3 separate regions of the Mus musculus genome follow, and all the other regions are linked to region 2. A link is a loop called in an ENCODE intact Hi-C map of the cell type or tissue named here. Cell type or tissue: left cerebral cortex. All regions are shown on one strand.

The links. Hi-C counts contacts between places; a loop is a spot of excess contacts. Peaks named below come from ENCODE experiments on the same cell type or tissue, not always from the same donor. Only the 100,000 strongest peaks of a DNase experiment are listed, where the experiment ranks them.
Region 1: a loop joins it to region 2, with 2.7 times the contacts of the local background. A loop is called at or near these places in 2 of 42 quality-filtered maps.
Region 3: a loop joins it to region 2, with 5 times the contacts of the local background. A loop is called at or near these places in 2 of 42 quality-filtered maps.

The regions. Positions count from the first base shown.
Region 1 is chr16:6,108,858-6,111,357 of GRCm38, forward strand. It overlaps a transcript of Rbfox1 not described here. Among named protein-coding and RNA genes, the nearest start is that of Gm36824, 3.4 kb to the left of the region's middle. In left cerebral cortex, no CTCF peak of the experiment used is centred here; a DNase peak (open chromatin) is centred at 1,347.
Region 2 is chr16:6,035,904-6,038,403 of GRCm38, forward strand. It overlaps a transcript of Rbfox1 not described here. Among named protein-coding and RNA genes, the nearest start is that of Gm52235, 43 kb to the right of the region's middle. In left cerebral cortex, no CTCF peak of the experiment used is centred here; DNase peaks (open chromatin) are centred at 1,266, 1,590 and 1,883; H3K27ac peaks cover 1,473 bases.
Region 3 is chr16:6,105,258-6,107,757 of GRCm38, forward strand. Gm36824 (a long non-coding RNA gene) reads right to left here and starts at 1,473. Exons shown (of 4, transcript XR_875875.3): 1 at 1,375-1,473; 2 at 540-623. It also overlaps a transcript of Rbfox1 not described here. In left cerebral cortex, no CTCF peak of the experiment used is centred here; a DNase peak (open chromatin) is centred at 969.

The DNA.
Region 1 (2,500 bases), 73 kb after region 2:
TTTCTCAGCTGAGCCGCGGAAGTCTCATGACACAACTTCTCCATTTGATACCACATGACATATGAAGAGCCCCCAAACACTGTCACTAGACATGTAGGTCCTTAGACACATAGAGGTCTGCTTTTTATTTCTCCTTGTCCAGATACTTTGGGCAAGATACTTGGACTTTGCTTGTTTTGCTTAGTTTTGTTTTTTGCTTGTTTGTTTATCAGAAGAAATTCTAGGACTGACAAAATGACTCAGCAGGCAAGAATTCTTGTTGCCAAACTTGTTGTGCTGGATTTTATCCCTAGGACCACTGACCCCTGCAAGTTGTCCTCTGACCACACACACACACACACACGCACACGCACACACATACACATACTACAGGCAAACCCACATACATTACTACACACCCTTTTACCCACAGATAAATAAACAAATTTAATACTATTTTTTTAAAAGAAATCCTTACATCATAATTCCTGAGTTTATAGAAAAATAAGCATCTAATCATAATATGACCCAGCTGTACCACTCTGAACCTAAAGCTTTACCTAGCACACTCCAAGCCAGGGTACCACAGAGATTATTCGTGCATGAAAGTTTACTGTAGCACTAGTCACACCGCAAAGCTATGCAATCAGTCTAGGTGTCCAGAAACCAAGGGAATTGGAGGAGGGGGAATGTGACTTATGCGTACAATGGGATGTATCTTTCAACCATAAAGAAGAATGAAGTCATATCAGTTGCAGGAGAATGAATACAACTGGAGATGATTTCACTAAATGAATTAATCCAGGTCCCAGCAAGACAGATTTTGTTCCACTTGTGGCTCCTAGATTTTATATAGTCACATGAAGTGATCTGTATATCTATTAAATGGAAAGAGAAGTGAGATTTTCTAGGGGAACAAAATGGAAAGTGATAAAAGGGATGGTAGGAGAGATGGATCAGAGGGCGGCACATTCAAGGAAAAACACATATTCCTAGGTTCAAACACTGTCCTTGTGAGCTAGATACATTTTCCATCATCCCTGTGTATGATATGATGTAGATGCTTTATGGGGGCTGTGGGCATCCACTGATTTTGAAGTATTAATCAGAATACTAGCTCCAGGGTAAATGGCTCTAGTACCCCAGGAGTGCTCTATGAATTCTACCTTCCCAGGGAGGAAGAGACTTGTGATATTACATAGTTCTGGTCCAGACTAGACGTGTCCCTGATGGTGCCTCAGTATGGATAAAGAAGAGCAAATTGAGGTAGAGCCAAATGGTAGGGTTGGATAGACACTGCATGGAACAGAATTTAATGGAGGGGATCGGGATCGGCAGTCATATACTGGGCTAACTAGAAGGGATGGAGAGGACAGCTGAGAGGAATCTATTTTTGAATGGCTGGGGTGTGGCTCAGCAGCACAGATCTTCTCTAGAATGCCCCAGGGAGGAGCTGAGGACCTGGCTCAGCAGTAAAGTAACTGCATGGAATGGCTCTGAGGTAGAGCACCTCCCTAGGATCTCCTGCAGATAGTCTGAGGGCATGGCTGAGCAGTAAGAAATTTGCTTATCACGCACCAAGCCCTGCATTCACTCCATCCCCAGCATTGGAGGAAAAAACAAAAGCAAAAACAAAAAGAAATGAAGTGGAAATTAATCTCTTCTTGGGCTTTAATTAAAAAGCACAGAGAAGGAACGTGTATTAAGTACAGGTGCTAAGCATGCAACCTTAGAGATACTGAGATGCGGAGGAGGAGGAGGAGGAGGAGGAGGAGGGGAGGGGGATAGGAGGAGGAGGAGGAGGAGGAGGAGGAGGAGGAGGAGGGTTGCAGTGTGGATTCTCCCGCTGGACGAGGACAGGCTCTGTAGCTGCACATATATTAGTGTGATTAAGGGTGGCTTCTGCTTAGAATTCTAGCATCAACTTAGTGTGTACCTTGCAATGTGCCCAAGAGGAGGATTTTGCTGGAATATACAGCAGGAGATCTTTAATAATATTTTTGTATTTTTGAAAGTCCCCATATTTATAGAATGAGTATTGGTCATATCCATCGACTAATATTCCACCCAATTCCCTCTAGTGTTTCCACATCTTGCTCCAGCTCCATGTCCTCTTTATTATTATTATTATTATTAATTTTTATTTTGGTCATTCATCACCTGGATCTGATTAGTACTGCCCATATGTGCATGGGTGTGTGACTATTTACTGTAGCACAAGCAACCTAGCAAGAGTTATATCCCTAAAGGAGAGTGACGATCCCTGCTTCAGAAACCATCAGTAGCCAATAGCTTCTGTTCCAGCTGGAGCGTGGGGGCCCCTCCATGCTGGAGCTCTGCCTGGCTTGGTCTTGTAGAGGTCTTGTGCAGGTAACTAACAGTTGCTGTGAACTGGTGTGTGTGGTAGCCATGGCATGAGCAGAAGTCGGCACTCCACAGCTCTCTTCCCTGTTGGATGGTGCCACACCCCTTCTGTATTCTCTTTTATAAAGTTTCCTGAACCATAGAGACTGGTGTTGAT
Region 2 (2,500 bases):
CAAATGCATGACTACAGACTAATTGCATGACTGTTAGGAAGGTTCCACTAGCCATACGGTGGGAGGTTTCTCTGAAATGTGTTTGCACCCATTTGTCAGCACAGGATACAAGAACTGAGACTCAGAAATATCACACTGTATATTTTTAATATATTGATCATTTTATTTTGTACTTAACTGAATTCCAGCTGAAAATACAATCTAAAGAAATATCAAAGTTGTCTCTTAGAATAGACTCTACTGGGTTTGGGTTTTGTTCTTAAGCATACAAAATATGTAGAGAATGCTAAATGATGTAGAATATTCAGGTAGCATAAAGGACCATGAAGAGAAGCAAAGCAAGGGAGGGGTAGGATGCAACAGATCGTGTAGCAAATGTTGCTTGGTGCAGGGAAAGGGTCAAGGGATGTGTCTCTAATAAGTAGGTGGCTCCTGACTACTTCTTTTGTGATGTATGGGATACCTGGGAAGACCAGAAGGGACGGCCCAGAGTCGGCTATGATCCTGCAGGTTCTTTCTTTTCTTCATAGAAAGCTTGCTGTCTCTTCAGTGGGTTCATTGACAGATGCACATGGCGCCATGTGAACTTAGAGCATGTGTAGAGAGTTGGAACTAGACATCTAGAACATTCAGAGTGATGGCATGGACCCAGGATGTAACTTTGTAGCAGAAAGATACTCAGTGCACATGTGCCCAGGGCAGGGATAGTGCGGAACACAGCATGCTCTTGAATCATTTGGTGGAGAGTGTAATTGAAGCAAGTTGAAGTCAGGAATCCAACCTGATTGGGGCATTTCAACCACCAGGTGAAAGATGATCTGGTGTTCATATATGCAGGTGTACCTGTGTAAGAAGGAGCTGGATATCCAGAGCATGTCATATGTGGAGATAATGTCATACCACATCTGGAGATGATGTCATATTGCATGTAGAGATGAGGTACTTAGAGACTGAATGGGTGTGTGCTGTGCAACAGAGAGAGGACAATGTGCTTCCTGAAAGGATTCGGAACATTTGGAAATTCCATTTCCCAAGTGGTTTGCAATGGGAGCAGGTGTTTAGGGGGAAGAAAACGAGGGAGACAGAGGAAAAAGAGCTTGTGTTTGGGCATGTTTTGCACTAGATGTCTCCTGGGCTCCCACATGGAAGTGTCCAGAAGACTCAGGAAGACAAAGGAAAGGTCTGGAATGAAGATATAAACTGAGAACTCTCCTGATAGACAGCGTCACCCCTGTAATCATGTGCACACACTGTAATGTATGCAGCCTTAAAAAAAAAAACCCTCCTGCTATTCCACTTCCCCTCCATCTGCCGCTCAGTTTCCCTGATCTCCCCTACACAAAGCTCTGAAATAAAACGGGTCTATATTTGCTATCGTTTCTCTCCCTCTGTTCCCTCCTGAACGCCTTCCAAAGAGGCTTCCCTCCCGCCCACCCGAGAGGAGATCTTATCATGGCACAAGGCAGTTCAATACTGACAATAAGCTGATTATCTCCATTTGACAATGAAGAAACTGAAGTTCAGAGAGGTTAAGGCCACTTGAGTATTCAATAGCAGGATTCAAACCCGAACCTCACTCTTGCATCTCTACCATCTTCTCTCTGCTGCATCCTCGCTCACAGCAGAATAGCGCTTGCAGGGCTTGGGAGACAAATGGCATAATTTACACTGAGCATTTAAAAAATGCCACAAAATTATGCACATAGACGATAATATTTTACCTCTGTGTATTTCTGGGTATAAATTGTTCGTGTCTATTTTCTTACGAGAAATAAAACTTGGAGAAAGACTGCAAACTTATCTTTACTTTTGGATTTTAAAACATAATTTTACATAAATCATCGACTCTTTTAAAAGAAGTGAATGTGGCTGGCTGAGTGGGTGAATGAGGGACGAGAAGCTGGTAGAGCTTTGGCTCTGTCCTTGACATCCTAAGGAATAGGGACTATGACAGGTGCTTTTCTGAGCAGAGTGACAGGGTGTGTTATCCCTCTCAGTGTTTTGGACAAGCAGCACTATGTCTTCTTCCTGGCCTAAGTAGCTGTGACTTAAAGTCAATCTTTCATTGTGGTGGTGATGTTATTTCTGTCTTGTATGGTTGTGTGTTCCTTGCTGTGGAAGCAGGAGTATCAACCAAAGAAAATGAAACATATTTGTTCTAAGATGGCTGTCTGAGAACACCTTTACTGCCCTGTGAAATCCATATAGCCAGAGGAAAACCACACCAGAGAAATCAAATGTGATGAAGGGCTTTTTATAATTCATCACTTCTCGATAGTGAATCTACAAGTCACATGTGTGTGTATTAATACATTCAAAAAGATGATCATGCCCTGATTTGGATTAAGGTGGTTAATTGTGTTACTTGTGTTAATTGTGAACTTGTCATGTTGTAGAATTACCTAGGAGGAGGGTTTTAAGGAGGTATTGCCTACATAATATTGGTCCATGAAGTCTGTAAGTGATCACTTTGCTTTCATTAATTGATATGGGAAAACCT
Region 3 (2,500 bases), 69 kb after region 2:
TGGAAGGGTTTATTCTGGCTCTTGGTTGAAGGAGGGATACTGTGCATGGAGTGAGGAGGGCTGAAAAGAGATGAGAAATGGCTCAGGCCCATGGCAGTAGGGAATGTGGTATGGCTTGATTCCATCAGTGAGCCAAGTATGGGGCTGCCTATAAAACTTCAATCCACCAGCAATCCACTTCCGTAATCTAGACCCCATCCCGTAATGATTTCACCATCTCTGAAAATAACACACCAGCTGTGCACCAACTATTCAAACACATAAGCCTGTGGTGGGCATGTTAGAGCCAAACCACAAGAGATGCTTAGGACAGGGGTTGCCAACATCCATGCACCATGCATCTATGAACACCTTCAGCCAGACAAGTTTCAGTTATTTCTGTCATTTTAGCTCTGTAGCAGAATCCCTGACTGCAAAATGCCAAAGTGTTCTGCCAACCCTATTATGACCAACATAAATGTTCCCGGGTATTGCCACAGGTCCCCTGGGAGGATAATCACCAGTAGTGAGAAAGTCGAGTTTAAGAAGAGAGTACTTACCTCAGCGTGCATGGCATAGAACACCATGAGAAGGAACCCACTTGGAGTAAAATGTGATGGTGTGAGTGATGAGGAGGTTTGCACCTGAAAACAGAACATAAGAGCCCATCTATCCATGGATGAAATACTTCCAATAGCTTTGATCAGGAAACACAGAGTTATGGTATTCGGAAACAAGCACTTGTTAAATTCTTTGATGTATTTTACTTTTTAGAATCTATTAAGATCCCCCAATCAAAGGAGCAGCGAATCTACTCTCAGCAGGCACACAGTCAAATCTCCCTCTTCACTATCTTTTAATTAAAACAGCATCGGCGACATTTTGATGTCAGGTTTCCGAAGAAGACTCCCACTGCCCCTCTCCTGGTGTCTTTTGCGACATTGTGCTTATTTTTAAAACTCCTTAGAATTGTTCATTTCATCTAGGTTCGCTCAGCCCTGCGCAGCCAGCTGGCCATTAAGGAAATTTAGAACAAAAAAAAAAAAAAAAAAAAAAACCTCCAGAGCAACTGTGTTCTTGTGTTGTGTAATCAACAGAAATAGCCCCAGAAGCAACAATGGTAGAAGTTAGAGTGAACAGATTCCCCTGCTGTCTATCTCAGCCCATGTTAGGACTGTATACTGCACTCAGCTCTATTGTCTGCCTGGAAACGACTATTTTTATGGAGAAAGAGAGGGAGGGAGGGGGAGAGAGGAAACAGATAAGGAGAGAGAGAGAGAGAGAGAGAGAGAGAGAGAGAGAGAGAGAGAGAGAGAGAGAGAGAGAGAGAGAGAGAGAATACGTAGCTAATGATTGAAGTTTGAATTCTGTGTCTACATTTGTTTTTCTACTCACACAGCTCTTCAGATCACGCTCTGCTCAGGCTCAGGAACAGTCAGTCACTAACTCCCTATTACTTTTGGTAACAATTCCAAGGTGGTTACTATAGCACTATACCCCTTCCGTAATCTAAATTCCATTTCCAATTTTGTCTCCTCTCACTATTTTCTGCATATTTTATTGTATTTACATGTTCTCTGTCTGTCTGTCTCTCTCTCTCTCTCTCTGTGGTGTGTGTGTGTGTGTGTGTGTGTGTGTGTGTGTGTGTGTGTGTGTGTGTGTGTGTGAATGTGAGTGGTTGCATTGGGAAGCCAGAAGTATCTTATTCAGTTCTTTCCCACCTTTTCCACCTTCATTTTTGAGGCAGGGTTTCTCATTGATCCTGGAGCTCATCAATTAGACTACACTGGCTGGCCAGCAAGCTCCATGGGTTTGCCTCTTCCTACCTTCCTAGTGCTGGAATTACAGACGTCTGCCACTATGCCACTATTGACAAGGATGCAAGGGCTTATGTAGGGTCCAGGCTTGCATGATAAACACTCTATTTTCCAAGCATCTCCCCAGCCAGTATTTCATTTTGTAATGGAGCCAAGACAATTTTTGAAAAATATATATCACAAAAGAAGACATCAGTCAGATTCCATGGCCACTGAAGGGCTGAGGATAAGCATGGGGCTTGGAGTGAGACATCTACTTTAACTGCCTTTTATCTGTTTTGTGAGACAGTATCATGCTATGTGGGACCAAGCTGACCTGACTCTGCCATGGAAGTCAGTTTGGGCTCAAACTGACCTTTCAGCCTCAGCCTCCTGAGTACTGGAGTTCACAGGCATGCACAACCATATCTGGCTTTGCTCAGCCACTTTCTAAATCCATGATACTGGCTTTGGATGCGAGACCCCAGGATTTCAGCTCTTTGCCAGACAGGAGATCTAGAGTTCCACATTCCAAGTGGGTGTGATGGCCAAGTTTTATTAATTCCCCTGACCTAAATTGGATGCAAGCCTGACTTAGATGGTCACCCATTATTTATTTTTCAGATTTGTGTCCAGGTCGCAAACGGTCCGATGACAGTGATCCCCTCTCCTTTGCGTGGGCTCCTTCCATTTGTCAAGTACCTTCCGAGTTCTTCTCTGGCTCC